Regions from separate parts of the Mus musculus genome. Here region 1 is linked to region 2. The links are chromatin loops, found by intact Hi-C in ENCODE. Cell type or tissue: left cerebral cortex. All regions are shown on one strand.

Evidence for each region. A loop is a pair of places that touch in the nucleus more often than their neighbours do. Peaks named below come from ENCODE experiments on the same cell type or tissue, not always from the same donor. Only the 100,000 strongest peaks of a DNase experiment are listed, where the experiment ranks them.
Region 1: it touches region 2 in a loop (9-fold over the local background); 2 of 42 quality-filtered maps call a loop at or near these places.

Annotation. Positions count from the first base shown.
Region 1 is chr17:83,513,313-83,521,312 of GRCm38, forward strand. It overlaps Cox7a2l (cytochrome c oxidase subunit 7A2 like), which reads right to left and starts at 1,021. Exons shown (of 3, transcript NM_009187.3): 1 at 892-1,021. The coding sequence starts at 963. In left cerebral cortex, a CTCF peak has its summit at 1,295; DNase peaks (open chromatin) are centred at 130, 305, 1,067, 1,267 and 3 more places; H3K4me3 peaks cover 2,243 bases; H3K27ac peaks cover 3,016 bases.
Region 2 is chr17:83,581,384-83,589,383 of GRCm38, forward strand. Kcng3 (potassium voltage-gated channel, subfamily G, member 3) reads right to left here. Exons shown (of 2, transcript NM_153512.1): 2 at 4,574-6,996. The coding sequence ends at 6,351. Among named protein-coding and RNA genes, the nearest start is that of Gm34801, 17 kb to the left of the region's middle. In left cerebral cortex, a CTCF peak has its summit at 7,748 (motif pointing right); DNase peaks (open chromatin) are centred at 3,936, 4,464, 4,841, 5,610 and 2 more places.

The DNA of each region.
Region 1 (8,000 bases), 68 kb before region 2:
TTCAGCTTCGTGTCCCACCAAGGCTTCTCGAACTATGCTGAGCAGTGATTCAGTTCAGGAGAATATATAGCATTTATCCAGCACCAACCATCTGCCAGAAAATCTGCTCACTCGACACATCACATTTAACCCAAGTTAATGCTGCCCCGAATTAGAAGGGGCAGTCAAGGTCACTAGATTAAGGCTGCTAAATTCAGTACTAACCCAGTATTAAGTGGAACTCTAAAATACCACATTTTCACAACACTGAGATTGGAGATGGGAACGCCATTGATAGGATCTAACTGGAACCTGGATAATGTCAGATTGCCCAGTAGTCAACGGTCACCGTCTGCCACTTTAAAACTAGCAAAAGCATAAACCTCGTTGGGTGTCACTTCCGATGCTTTCCCCAGTATGTATGTATGTATGTATGTATACACATATATATATTCCCATGCCTTATGAGCGAGCTTCTCAAATCCGCCCTCCCAGTCTTCCATTTGGTAGCTGGGTAAAGCTGCTTTCTGGGCTGTGACAGGGCCAGTAACAAGAGGAAGTCACAAAGGCCACCTCAACCAGAGAGAGCAGAAACCCAAACACAGTTATGTCACCTTCTGCAATCCTTCACAGATTCTACGGGAAATCCACCTTAAACAAGCAACCACCCCAGGGGTCACCTTGACCCCCGCAAGGTATCAGACCTGAGTTCAGTGCCATGCAAACCTCGCCTAGGGTGCAGCACACACCCAGAAACCTCGGCGACCGCTCCAAGCCTGCGTGGTTAAGGACACCAGGGGACACCAGCAAGCCGGACCGGTCGGCCGGCAGAAACCCTTCACGGCTCGAACCTCGCAACTGCCTGCCTCGGGCTGCTGTTCTCCGGCCCAAGGCGACGCGGCAAAAGTGTACCTGCGGGGTGTAGGCTTCCGAAGCCCAAGCTCCAGCCAACTTCTGCGTGAAACTGCTAAACTTGTAGTACATGTTGGCGGAGGCCCGCTTCGCACCGCCGCTGCCTGTGCGACCGCCCTAGAAAAGGACCCGGCTTCCCCTTAGGCCCGCCCAAAGCTCAGCGCAAGGACCTTAATCCAAAATGCGGACTGTCTAGAGAACGCCTGACTTAAAACATAGCCTCCTACGCAACGTCGGGGGGAAAAAACCGCGCTTTCTCAAGACCTAGAAACGAAAACAAACTCTAAAAGACATGGAAAGAGGCTGTGTTCAGGCTTCCCGAAAACTCAGGCTTCTCTGTACCACTCACTTGGATGTGGGCAGTGCCAAGGCGCCTTGACAGGTGCGCAAGCGTCCTGTGGACAAAGAGGGCGGCTGAGAGCGACACAGTCGGTCAGAGCGAGTTCTGGGCGGGGCCTAGAGCGGGGGCGGGCCCAGGACGTGGGTGGGGTCTCGTCAGGCCCAGGTCCCGCCCCATTTCAGGGTTATTAGTATCTGTTGAGGGGTCTTAATGTACCAAGGGTTGTTAGGAATTTCACCTCAGTTATGACAAGAACAGCTCTTTGGAGCCGTGAGTGCATCGCCTGTAAGCAAAATCCTGTCTCAATGCCGGGAAAAGTGACAGGAAAGGAAAGAGAGTGGGAGAGAAGGAGATAGGAGAGAGAAGAGGAAAGGGGAGAAAAGAGAAGAGAGATCAAGGAGGGAGATGGTGAGAGGAAGAAAGGAAAGAAGGGGTAGAGGGGAAGAGGAAAAAGAGGTGAGGGAGAGAGAGGAAAGAGGGAAGAAAAGAGGGAAGGAGGAGAGAAAAGAAAGAGGAAGGGGAGAGAGGGAAGAAAGGAAAGAGAGGGAAGGGAGAAAAGAGGGAAGAAGAGGGAAGGAAAGAGGGGAGAAGGAAAGAGAGAGAGGGGAGAAGAAGAGGGAAGAATCTATAGGCTTTGTGTAGACGTAAACTTAAAGCACCTGTGTGTGCATCTTGCGCTTTTGAGAGTGAGATTTTGTCAGCATTCATTTGGTTGCTCATCTCTTCCTAGGCCCTGTTCTTTGAGATAAACGTATGCAGGGGAGGTGACTGGGAACACTTGTGAAATCTCTACCTTCTGCTTGAATGATGCGCAGTTACAGCTTCCTGGTTATGGTTATACTCTGCCGCACCATGCAGTGTGACTTAAGCTTCCACTCTGAGTCGAATACTGCATAAACAGAGTGTGCCGGCTTCCTAACCTCCAGGAACAAGTTTTTAGTCCTATCATTTAACCAGAGGTTTTTGCACACACATTATAGATTTATGCATACTATATTTTAAATGTAAGTTGGTAATGAATAGCTGATGATGCCAAGCTTAACATAGTATTTTCTCTAAATGCATTGAACCCCCACAACCCGAGAATTGGTACTATGACCATCTCTATTTTACAGCACAGAAGAACGGAGCGACTTGCTGAGGACAGCAATTAGTGGCAGAGTCAGGCACCAGGCTCAAGAGTACAGATAAATAGATATAAATCCAGGGCTGGAGAGAGAGCTCAGCGGTTTTAAGAGCACTGACTGCTCTTCCAAAGGTCCTGAGTTCAAATCCCAGCAGCCACATGGTGGCTCACAACCGTCCAGAATGGGATTGACACCCTCTTCTGGAGGATCTGAAGACAGATACAGTGTACTTACATATAATAAGTAAATAAATCTTTAAAGAATAAGAAGAAAAGACTCAAGGCTGAGCACTCTAGAGCAAGGGTGTGAATTAGCATCCTGCCTTTGTCTTCAGCACCTCAAATACCCTGAACAGCAAAGATTCCAGCAGCTTCTAATGATGAGTAATCCAACCTTACTGTCCACCCAGGCTTAGTTGCTGCAACCAACACCATGACCAAAAAGCAAATTGAGGAGGAAAGGGTTTATGCAGCCTACACTTCCACATTGCCGTTCATCACCAAAGGAAGTCAAGACAGGGAGTCAAGTAGGGCAGGAACCTGGAGGCCAAAGCTGATGCAGAGGCCATGAAGGGGCAGATCTTACAGGCTTGCTTTCTCTGGCCTGCTCAGCCTGCTTTCTTATAGAACACAAGACCAACAGCCCAGGGATGGCACCACCCATAATGGGCTGGGTCTTCCCACATCAATCACTAGTTAAGAAAATGCCCTACAGCCAGAGTTTATGAAGGCATTTTCTCAATTGAGGTTCCCTCCTTTCAGATAACACTAGTTTGTGTGTCAAGTTGACATAAGTCTAGCCAGGGTGATACCTTTACAAAGGCATGGTATGATGTAACACAAAGAAAAGAAATTTAAAAAAATCACAATTTCTGTTTGAGTTCTAGTTTCTCTGCAGCTGAATGATTTAAGCCTGATGATGGCCCTTTGTGAAACCTCATTCCCTCTTCAATGGAGGGGTAGCCATCGTTACCCCGTCTCCTTTACTCACGATCAGAGACTCAACCATTCAGGAGACTATAAAGCTTATGTAAAGTTCATGACCTAAGCTGCTTTGTCCTTTCGGGTCTCAACAGAACTTGGCTATAGACAAGAAGATCAATTAACTTGTGTGACAGTGTGTCTATGCTTGGGCTAGAGAGGGGCACTATTAGGAGGTGTGGCCTTGTTGGAGTAGGTGTGTCACTGTGGATGTGGGCTTTAAGACCCTCATCCTAGTTGCCTGAAAGTGAGTTTTCCACTAGCAGTCTTCAGATGAAGACGTAGAACTCTAAGCTCCTCCTGCACCATGCCTGCCTGGATGCTGCCATGCCCCCACCTTGATGATAATGGACTAAACCTCTGAACCTGTAAGCCAGACCCAATTAAATATTGTCCTTATAAGAGTTGCCTTGATTATGGTATCTGTTTACAGAAGTAAAACCCTAACTAAGACAGCATGGTTACTTAGATCTCAGTTATTCTAAGTCAGTGGTTCTCAACCTCCCTAATGCTGTGACCCTTTAGTACAGTTCCTCGTGCTGTGGTGACCCCCAACCACAAAATTAATTTCATTGCTACTTCATAACTGTAATTTTGCTACTGTTATGAATTGAAATGTAAATACCTGATATGCAGGGTATCTGATATGCGACCTCCCCCCCAGGCAACCCACAGGTCCACAGGTTGAGAACCAAGAAGAAGAGGAGGAGAAGGGAGAGGAAGAGGAGGAGAAGGAGGAGGGGAGGGGGAGGGGAAAAGGAGGAGGAGGAAGAGGAGGGAGAGGAGGAGGCAGCAACAACTTGCTAACATATACTGGTTGTAAGGAAAGGTTTTTCCTAGGTTTATACGGAATAAGAAAAGTGAACGGCTTAGGACAGCTCCCATCTTCATCCTGTCTTCCAGGCATATTTTGGAAGAGGTAGGAGAGAGTGCTGCCCAGTGTCTAGCGGCATCCAGGTGTGGCAGCTACTTGAAGTATAAAGGTGCCTGTCAACACTGCTTATTTTCTTAAAATCCCTGCCTTCTGATTTTAGATCCTGCAAGACATAAATTAAGAATCCTGAAAATGTTACACCAGCCGGGCTGTTCAGTGGGAGATAAAATGTCAGTAGCAGAGTGTGGGTTGGGATGTCACATGGAGTGGCTGATCACAGAGAGATTTTTGTCTCATTTCCCAAATAAGATGCAGCAGCCTCTGACAGCACTGAGGCACACTCTCCTCACCCGCACCGCGCATCCCACCCAGCACCAGACAGCTTCTTTTTTTTTTTTTTTAAATCATGATACCTTCAGGTTGTTCTCCAGATGGACTTCTAAAGGGAAGTGACCAGAGCCCAGGGTATAAAAGCTTGCCAAATGCTGAGTGATATGACCAAGTGCAGATGCCAACTGGTGGACCAGAAGAAATGCTGCTGCTTTTGAGGGCTGTGTGCTAACGGCCTCTGGAAGGCTGCTCTCTGAGAGCATGTAGGCCGTGGATGGAAGCCAATATAAAGTTTAAACTGAGTTATGCTCAACATAGATAGGATCTGCCTTGTGAAATAATTCTTAATTTTTAATTCTCTTAATCTTTCCTAGAATTGGCTTTTTTTTTTTCTGTTTTGATTGACACATGGTAGGTAAGATAGGGCTAATGTGGGAAGCCACATATGCCATTACAAGGTGGCGCTGGCTACCGCTGGCCACCACGCATAAGTCTGGGTAAGCAACCAATGTGTACATATGCAGTAAAGTTTTTCACCAAGTCACTGCCTGGCCTGGGCATGATAATGAGGCTCTGCAAGGTACTGAGAGAGAATAACCAATCAGATGAGAGACATGCAAATGAGGTATGATAATGAGCCTCAGTGAGGTACTGAGAGAGAATAACCAATCAGATGAGGAACATGCAAATGAGGTAGAATGTATAACCAATCCGGGTGTGAGAGACGCCTCTCCTATGCCTATATAAGCAGCACCAGTTCTGGGCTCAGGGTCTTCTTGCCTATACAGTAAATGCTCTCCCAATAAACGTGTGCAGAAGGATCCTGTTGTGGCGTCTGCTTTGCTGGCGAGTCGGGCTCACAGGCTAAAAACACTTAGGCCCCATAACAGTCAGGGTGATTGTGAACCCTCTTTTGGGTCCCTTACATTTTTCCTTGTTCCCAAAGGAGTCATATATTACCTGCTTTGACGTCTCCTGTTAGAAGTAGATACTCAAGGTTTTGTTGGTGAGCATTTGTCTTAGGGATATTTCCCATGAAGAAGTGATGTCCAGGGCAGAGTCCCAAAGAAACCCCACCTTTCCTTGCTGTATTGCTTATTTCATTGCCAAATGTGTGTACTGGGTGACACTTGTGATCCTGGGATGTGTGCAGGTGAGTTGTGGCCATTCTGAGGTTGTGTCCCTGGTGGGAAATGGGGTGGAGCAGGTGTGGTGTCAAAGTGACATTATACCTCTCTGTGACTTGTATCCACCATCCTTGGCAATAAGGAAATAAGCAGGAACAGGAAGAGAGGGAGTATATTTCCTCACAATCTGATATTTAAAACTGCTGCCGATCACCCTCCAGAAAACCTCTGGAAAAGCGCTGGAAAAGCACACTGAGGGCCAAGCTCAGTTTCTGATGCTTATGGTGACACCCTGGGCAATTATTTGGTAATTTTCATGTGGAAGAAAACTCAGCTGTTACCTTTTATTCCTTTTTTTTTTTTTTTTTTTTTTTTTTTTTTTTTTGTGAAATAATCCCTTAACTGGTATGTGGAGTTTTCTCTTCAAAACCTAAAATCTAGGATTATATTTTTACTTTAAAACAGCCCTTTGTAGAAGCCTGGCCTAGTCATAGCCAGGAATGTCTGAATGGCCCATTTCTAGCCCAAGGGACAAAGAAGCGGCAGCTGAGTCAGGACAGCTTTCTTGCAGTTTGGGATGGACATATTGGCATCATCTCCCTACTCTGACCTTCTTCTCACTGTTGAATGGCAACATGGCGCAGGAAGCTGCCTCCGAGTTGCCTGCCTGCCTGCCTGCCTGCTTCCAAGTAAGTCAAAAGCGCATCCAAGGAGATTATGGATTTAACTCAAGTTTGACACATCACATTTCATTTCACTGGTAAAGAAAGGCTGAGGTATGACTCATAATTTATTTTAAATCATTTTAAATACACTTAATTATGTGCAGTGAAAAGTTGAGCTCCAGAGCAAGACTCAAGCTGCTTTACATTAAATTGTCTATAAAAATACAGCATGTATATTGTTCTGTCCGCGGCACGGCAGGGAAACAGTGGCCTTCCCTAGTTTGGAGGTGACAGAGGGCTACTCCTAATCCCTGGGCATCCTTGCCCTCTGCATCATATACGTCTGCAGGATTGAAATGTTTTTACAATGTGCATATATTACCTTCATAAGTATGTGTACATTGTGTATACATACAATAACACACATTCCCTAAGAGGTGACCTGCTGTGCCGATACACACCATGAATGACAGCATCTGGATAAAGGCAGGTGGATCACTCTGAGTTTTAGGCTAGCTTGATCTACATAACGAATTCCAGGCCAGCCAGGGCTACACAGAGACATTCTGTCAAAACAAACAAACAAACAAACAAACAAAACAAAACAGACACCAAAACTCCCCAAAAGGCATATAAATTAGAATTTAGAAAATATTTCTTTTGTATCTATATTCCAAACTATAGTCAATTTCAGTCTTTCTTTAAGCACCCTGGATAGATGTGAGAACTACTGAGTGACAGTTTCCAAGTGCTAAAGCACTCAGGAATTGGCCCCAGGGCCATTTTGCACTCTAGAGCTAACACAATATAGTGCTGCTTTTTATAGACAGGATGAGTGAGTGAGTGAGTGAGTGAGTGAGTGAGTGAGTGAATAAGTCAGCAAATGAGTTCAAAAATGGACAAACACTACCTCCATGCATCCTGGTGAGAATGGACAGTCACTTCCACGCTCTGCCGACAGCTGAGAAGACTGGCAATTGGGAGGAAAGATGAAGAATCACACCCTTGAAATGAGGCTTAGTGGCACATCTGTAAGCTCAGCACTCAGGAGGCACACACAGGAGGGTCAGGGTTCAAGACCAGCATGAGTTAGATAGCAAAGCTGAGACCAGCCTGAACTACACCCCGATTGTAATCAAATCAGCGCACTCCTGCATCTCATTTGGATGATTGACAGGCCATTTTCTTCTAAGGCACTTCTTGTGAAAACTCTCACCTGAACCTATCCAGTATGAAAACATGGAGTAGTCTATGCCAGGGCTAGTCTGGAGATCTTGATCACAGACTCTAAATCCACCAGGTTTGTGCCCTTGTAATACTTCATTAGCTCCTCTTGACTACAGAATATATATATAAATATATAACAACAGGCTAATAGAATTGAATATGACAATATGGGCTGGAAAGCTTTAATACATATCTAATATATTAAGTGTGTGTGTGTGTGTGTGTGTGTGTGTGTGTGTGTGTGTATCAGACACAGACCCTGTTTGAAAAGTATCTGAGAGGAATGGGTTATAATTAAAACTGTAACCTAAAATATGGAAAAAAAATCCCTGGGAATCTAGCTTAACTGGTAAAGCGCTTATCACACAAATTTAAGTACCTGAGTTTGATCCTTAGCCCACACAAAAGAGCCAAGCACTGTGACCATGACGTATTCCTA
Region 2 (8,000 bases):
ATTAGTATATATAAAAAAAAAATCAATCTGTCACTATGTTTCCAGTCCTGGCTGGTTTTGTCAACTTGACACAAGCTCGAGTCATCAGAGAGGAAGGAACCTCAGATGATGAAACGCCTCCATGAGATCCAGCTGTAAGGCATTTTCTCAATTAGTGATCGGTGAGGGGAGGGCCCAGCCTATTGTGGGTGACGCCATCCCTGGGCTGGTGGTCCTGGGTTCTATAAGAAAGCAGGCTGAACTATCTATGTAAGCAGCACCCCACCATGGCCTCTGCATCAGCTCCTGCCTCCAGGTTCCTCCCCAGTTTGAGTTCCTGTCCTGTCCTTTCTTCCTTCGATGAAAAACAGTGCTGTGGAAGTGTAAGCCCAGTGAACCCTTCCCTCTCCAGCTTGCTTTCTGGTCATGGAGTTTCATCCAGAAAGACAGAAACTCCAAGACATTTCCTTTCTTACAAAACAGATAAGCACTTTGACATTCACGCTCTGCAAATGCCTCTATTCTGTTATGGGCAGCACTGTAGCCATGGAAAACAATACCAGTAATTGAAACCTAACAAAAGGAATCTCTCTTTATGGCAGCATTATGGGGAGTGGTGATTTTAAAGGAGCAGGCATAAGTGAGGACGTGGAGTCATTGCTTGGAGGTGAATGTCAAATAGCATTCTCCATGGCTTTTACCCACTAAATGTTGCTTATTCTTTGACTTGGGTTATGCAGTTGGATTCATGGTGATATTTCTAAATACCCACCAGAGCTACTAAATGAAATCTGGGCATAAGAACTGGTGTGGTGGTGTGTGTCTATAAATCCCAACATCAGGAGCATTGCTACACAATTGAGGCCAGCCTGGGTTAGAGGCAAGACTCTGTCTCAAAAAAAAAAAACAAAAAAAGCAAAAAAAAAAAAAAAAACAAAACCCGAAAACACGATAAACTAAAGGGCACTATAAATGCAGATTATCACATTCCATTCCCTAAACTGCCCATTAAGCCTACACAAAAGGCCAAAAGCTAAAGTGCACTTCTGGGAAATATAGCTCAGAGAGAGTGCACTTGAGGTCCTAGGTTCAATCCCCAGAAGGAGAAACAAGGGTTAAAGTGCTCCGTGGAAATGCCTGAGAGAACTAGGAAATCTAAAAGTGTCCATGTTAAGCTGTCACCTACCTAGTGGAGCAACATCACCATACTAGGTGGCACTTCACGGGTCTAGGGAACATTCCACAACAAACAGGACAGTAAAGCACTAATTTTCTTTCTGTAAAAAAAAAAAAAAAAGAAAGAAAAAGAACTGCTGTGCCCATTCCCAGAGGTATAGACGGGTTCTTGAAAGGCAGGAAGCAAACACCATATGAATGCTTGCTGAACAAACAGAGCAGTGTAGGCAACCTTCCTCACCAACTGGAGCCTGTCCAGAGTTCTTGAGTAAAGCTTCCTGCTCAGCTGTGACTCTCCTAAACAATGCAATGACAGTAACCAACTGCCTGTAGCACACATGTATACATATACAACACACACACACACACACACACACACACACACACACACACACACACATACCCCACATGCTCATAGGCATGCATTTTTTTGGAAAATTCTACTGAAGGGCTTAGAAGGGTGGCTCTGTGGTAAGAGTGTTTGCTTAGCATATTATAAGGTCATTTTCCAGCACTGGGGGTGACAGTGGGATAAGAGATCATGAGAAAGAAAAAGACAAAACATCTCTTAAAAGTATGAATTCCTTCTGTACATTGTGGCACATGCCTGTAATCTAAGCATTTGGGAGGTAGAGACCTGAAAAAAAATCACTAGTTCAAGACCAGCTTGAGGCCAGGAGGCAAAGACAGACAGATCTTTGTGAATTTAAAGGCAGCCTGGTCTACACAGTGAGTTCCAGGATAGCCAGGGCTACATAATGAGACGAGATAGTTAGGTAGATAGATAGATAGATAGATAGATAGATAGATAGATAGATAGCGCTGACTAGGATATGTGGAATCCTATTTCATTATAAATCCCAAACAAAATCAAACAAACAAATTAAAAATTTGAGTTTCGTAAAGTACGGCATAATTCCAAATTTTTAAGGCCTCTAAAAATAATAACTGTGTTTAATTAGAACTAAAAGTGAGGAAGGAATCTCTAAAGCATTGAAGAAAACTGTTTTAGAGTATGTATGTATGTATGTATGTATGTATGGCTGGTACCCTTGGAGGCCAGAAGAAAGAATTGGGTCCCCTAGAACGAGAGTTAGGAAGGCTTGTGGGCCACCAAGGGGATGGTAGGGAACTGAACCCAACTGATAAGAGCAGCCAGTGGTCTTAACTGATGAGCCATCTCTCTAGCCACTAAAAGCATTAGCAGTCTGGAATCAACTTTCTGTTGCCTATCCTAGCCTGACACAATTAAAACCATTCCTAACTCATACCCCAGTGGAGCAGACTTAGCTGCTCCTAGAATCTGGGTGGGATAAATGGTGTAGAACCTGGGGTGAGGTAGACCAGAAGGCCGCCTATATCTGTTCCACCTTGACTTCCTGTAACCCTGTAGATACTTACTGCAGGTTTGACTGGGAGATCAGTCTGCTGTGTTACACAAAGAACACATACCTATGTCAGGTCAGAGGGGTTACTTTGCCGCTGTGTGTTAAGTTAAAGTTGCAAAGCTTAGCTGTATAACAGAACTAGACGTTTTCAGTTGTTTATTCTCATGTCTATAAAGAAAAATGAAACAAGCTTTTTCTAGGAAATATCCAACCAACTTAGATAATTAATTCTCCTCACATGAACATTTAGGTCTATCCTATTTCCACGCTGCAGGATCACAGAGATGTAAGCAAGACATGTGCCCAAAGATTTAGAAGGGCTGATGAGATGGCTCTGCAGGTAAAAGGTGAAAGATTTAGAAGGGCTGATGAGATGGCTCTGCAGGTAAAAGGTGATGGTTTCCAAGCCATATGGACTGAGTTCAATCCCAGAAACCACCTGGTGTATGCAGTGGGTTGCCCTCTGACCTCGACACACATACAAGCATGCACACACGCACACATGTATGCATATGCACACGTGTACTATAAACACATAAAATAAATAAATGTACTTTAAAAAAAGAATATTTTGACATACCGACAGCTACTATGAATGAATCGATTTTAACATTTTAAAATAAGAATTTGCAAATGTGCAATCACATGTAACCCCAAGAATAAACAGACGTGTGTAAACCAGCAACTCAATAACAGTAATAAAAAAAATAAATCAATAAAGGGGGTTTGGGGAGCATTGGGCATGGTGGCACATGCCTTTAATCCCAGTATTTGGGAGGCAGAGAAAGGTGGATCTCTGAGTTCAAGGCCAGTCTGGTATCTAGAGCAGGTCCAGGACAGCCAGGGATACACTGAGAACTCCTGTCTCAAACAACAAAAAAAAAAAGAATTTATTAAGTTATACACTCAGTTTTACAAATGCTCTCTAACTTTGTTTCCCTATCTTCCTACTCTCTTGTTTCAGAGAATACGAATCAAGTCATGTGTAAGAGGAAGGGATCAGATTCGCTCAAACAAAGTACACTCAAAAGAAAGATTCGGGCGTCCTTCCCTCTTCGGTGTTCTGAGGATAGCTGGCTCCCTGGGGTGGGGGTGGGAGAGCATTTCTGCCATGAAGACCAGAGTGTGAAGACTGATAAAGTGCATCTCAGAAGGAGGCTCCACCTCAGCAATTTAAAAAGTATCATTTCTGTGGGGTGTGTGTGTGTGTGTGTGTGTGTGTGTGTGTGTGCTATCTGTGTAAAAGTGCCGTGCAGAAGCTCACAGAGACCAGAAGAGGGCATCAGATCCCCAGGGTCTGGAGTTCTCAACAGTTGTGAGCTAACATGTGGGTGATGAGAACTAACTCCAGTGTTCTACAAGAACTGGAAGTGCTCTTAAACACTGAGCCATCTGTCCTAGGGTTTTGTTTTTTAGAGCAGCTGGGTGTTGTAACTTGTATCTGTAATTCTAGCACTTGGGAGGCACGAGGCAGGAGGAGTGTCACAAGTTTACGGTCAGCTTTATCTACACAGCAGAGACCCTTAACAAACAAACAAACACAACACCAAAATAAGCAAATATATACAATGAAATGAAATTAGTAACATTCAGAGAAAGCTGGAAAAAAAAAAAAAAAGTCTGCTCCTAGGAAGCTCCAGCATCCTAAAGGACAAAACACGCTGTTGTATTTTCTCATTTACAAACGAACCCGTTCATCATGTCTCATCCCCTTGTTTACAGGACGCTCACTGCTGTTACCAACACCCAAGATGCTTCTCAATGAAAGCCAGCCCCCATGAACAGACCAGCATCATCACTTGCTACCTCAAAGCAACTCAGAGCTCGCGTGGCTTCCCACGTGTGGCTCTCCATGCGCACGTTCACACGTGTCTGTCTCCTCGTCTACCTCAGGCCCCTCTGTAACGGACACTGTGAGGACCTGGTGACCTGTGTGTGCCCTCGAGGGTCCCAGCTCAGTGGAGTACTAAGTTGCTTGGAGATGGAATCCATATTCACATGGAGAGTCTCTCAGTGCCAGAAAAATTAAAGGCTACCATATCCTTACTAATAATATAGATGAGCTATCATTTGCATACGATTTGCATAAATCACAAAGCTTAAAAATAAATAACACCAGGCCATATGTTCAGTTAAAATGAAACAAAAAGTATATATAAATAACAATCTAGTGTGTAAAACTATACCAGTGAAGGTACTAGGAAAAAAATGGTGAGGTTTTTATTTTTAATGGGCAGTATCACATGAATTTGCTATTATTGCCTGATCATGGCAACGAGAATGAAATGTGGCCTATGCTAGTTTCTGCCAAAGCTAGAGGCGTGTGCAGAGCAAACTGCTGGGCCTGCTTAAAGGAGGCTAAGTTTCCAGCGCCAACTGCACAGTCACCGCACGCTCTCGTGCCTTGGTTTTTCTACCCGTAATGATAAAAGCTGGACTGATGGCTAAGATTCCTTTAATGGACACTTCTGGCGAGTCTTTCTTTGAAAAGGTTATCCCAGTCCCTAACCCGTTCCCTTCAACCCTGATAACCACAGTGCGTATACTAAAGTGTTCATGAATCAGTAACTCTGATGTGTGTGTGTGTGTGGGGGGGTGTTCAAGTGTTATTATGACTTATTGAAAAAGCAATATTTTCATTCATACTGCAGAAACGTAGCAGTGAACAGCCAGCACTTTTGCACACCAGCACTCTGGACGGAGTAGCAGTGTCTGATAACTTTACAAAAAGAGACCCAGTGTATCCGTGCTTCACAATGGTGAGGAGTCAGGCCAGAGAACTACATCTGCCCTGCTTAGCAACACCGGACCAAGACAACAACATTTCTCCTTTTACAACAGCCTAGTGACAGCGCGTAAGTATGGCTGTTGTGCCGACAAAAAGCTCAAGAAGTATCGTCTCTTCTTTACGAGCCTTGTGGTTCTAAAGAAGAAGAGCTTCAGCCGAGAACTCCGGGTCGAACCCTGAAATATCACAGCACTTCTCTCGTCATTTCATGTTAGCAATGCTCCTGGCAATCTGAATGCTAGGACTCTGAGTCACGGCAACTGACTCTAAATCACCCAACAGAGCGCTAAACAACACAAGGTCTCTCCGTGATATCATGTACTCTTTGGAAGTTATTTCAGTAAAGTGGGGGCCTAACTGGAAAGAGAAAACACACTTCAGGGTCCATAAAGTTGTAAGATAAGAGAAGTGACAGGTGTAAAAATTAAGCCAAGGGTAGGCTAGAGAAGGGTGCAAAGCTTTTCAAATAATATTTTTGCTTGCCTCTAGTTCCGCAATACAGTTTAAATTTGGGCCAACTTTTTAAAGTATTTGTTAAACAGTTCCCACATGTGGCATATGTTTCCAGGATACTTCTGACATTGATATGAGAAATTATAAAACATTTAGAAACGAAAATGTTAGTCTCAAAAATAACACTGTTAAGTTCCAAGCTTCTTCTGAATTCGTTAAGATGGAAAAGCATTTGGAAAATAGTGTCTTTCTGCTTTAAAGTGTTCAAATAATGTGCTTAAGAACAGCCTACAACATCGTAACTGTGCGAGGCAAGGTGGAGGGAGACGAGAGGGAATAAAACCAGGTCCTAGCATCTCCTCTGGTGCTACTGTCCTGTGTGTCCCGGTCCCGGTCCTGCCTACTCCGTAAGTAAACCGCTTTAACCCTTGAGTTGGGAAGAATCATGTCACCCTTCCAACAGGAGGACAACACCATTGCAGTGCTCACCCAGGGAGAAACACGCGAAGAAGAACTAGTGTCAACTCGACCAGATGAAGTGTGCACAAGGACTGGTTTGCAACACGTTAATTCAGGAACTCAGCTGAGAGGCTCCTACTATATCTAGCCGATCTAAACTTGAGCTCGTGGTAGCACTGCACAAAGCTATGGTAGATGAAAGTGATGGGTAATGCCAACAGAACAATCCCACTGACAACACAAACTCCTCCAAGAATTCTTCCAGGCACCGTGATAGGATACATATCTCCATAGCCAACTGTAGTCATAGAGATAATCACCCACCAGCAGGCAGCGGGGATGCTGGCGAAATCCTTGTTGGATGTTTCCAGGTCCAGCCCATGTTCAAGGAGCTGAGAGAGTGCACTAAAGATTGCCATGGCAACACAGATGAAGACAAGTAACATAGCCATCTCTCGGTAGCATCGCTTGAGAGTCAAGCCCAGTGTCTGCAGACCAATGAAGTGCCGGGCAAGCTTGATCACCCAGAAGATCCGCATCATTCGGAGGACCCTCAAGGTGACCCCAGCCCTCTGGAGTTGAGAGTTCTCGCCTGTAAACACTGTCATTAGCACAGAGATGTAATAGGGCGTGATTGCCAGTAAGTCAATGATGTTCAGGGGTCTCTTGACAAACTCACACTTGTTTTTGGAGACGATGAACCGCACGATGCACTCCGCGGTGAACCACCCTATGCAGATAGCTTCAATTATCCTGTCAAGAGAACAAAGAGGAGGATTGATCATTTTATTTTTAAGCATTTTAATAGCTCTTTGGATTCTTCAGATAGTACTACACTGACATATTAATTCAGTCACAGTTCCAGAAAACATGAAGAACAGACAGTGTTAACATCACCAGAGCCACCAGGACGCAACGGGACAATAAGGACTCATGTTAAGGTGGTAACTGAATCCCAAAAGGGTCTTAAACATTAGCCTATATGAGATACTGTTAAATATGAGTAGCCCCCTCCCCTCAAAACTGTCCTATTTAGTGGTGTGAATTTAGCTCAAGCTGATCTAACCACAAAGTAAGGTTTCACATATTCTTTGAGGACAGTGGTTCCCAACCATGAGTTTACAGTGGAGGGTGGGACAGAAGGGTTGTGTTCCTACGAGGTGAAACAAGTCCTGAAATGTGACTCCTCTCTACCCTGCAGTAGGCCTGTGTGGGAGGCGCTGTGGTTGGGGGAAGCTTTAGAAACTGCATGGATGGATGCCCACTGCAGGGGAGTATCAGGCCCACTTCCCTCAGCCATGAAAACAGGCTAAGGATGCCTGGGCTGGACCAAACCATTACTGCCATCTTTCCCCAAAGACCACAACTACTTGGTTTGTTACTTTCACAATGACGTTTATGTAGCATATAATTTATTTCCAGATGTATTTATTTTTATCTTGAGTATATGGGTGTTTGCCTGCATGTATACATGTGCACCACATGTGTGCAGTACCCACATGCTCCTGAAGAGGGCGACAGACCTCCTCGAACTGAAGTTATAGACAGTTATGAGTTGCTATGTGGGTGCTGGGTATCTAGCGTGAATCCTCTGGAAGAGCAGCCAGTGTTCTTGGAACCTAGCCTGTGCAGTGTAGCTTCACAATACAAACAGTTCTGCATACAGAGTCATTATTCCTCATGTGTCTTATATGGCTGTCCATGATGAAAATAATATTTGTAGAGCATCCTACAGCTAAGGGGCAGGCTCCTTAAAA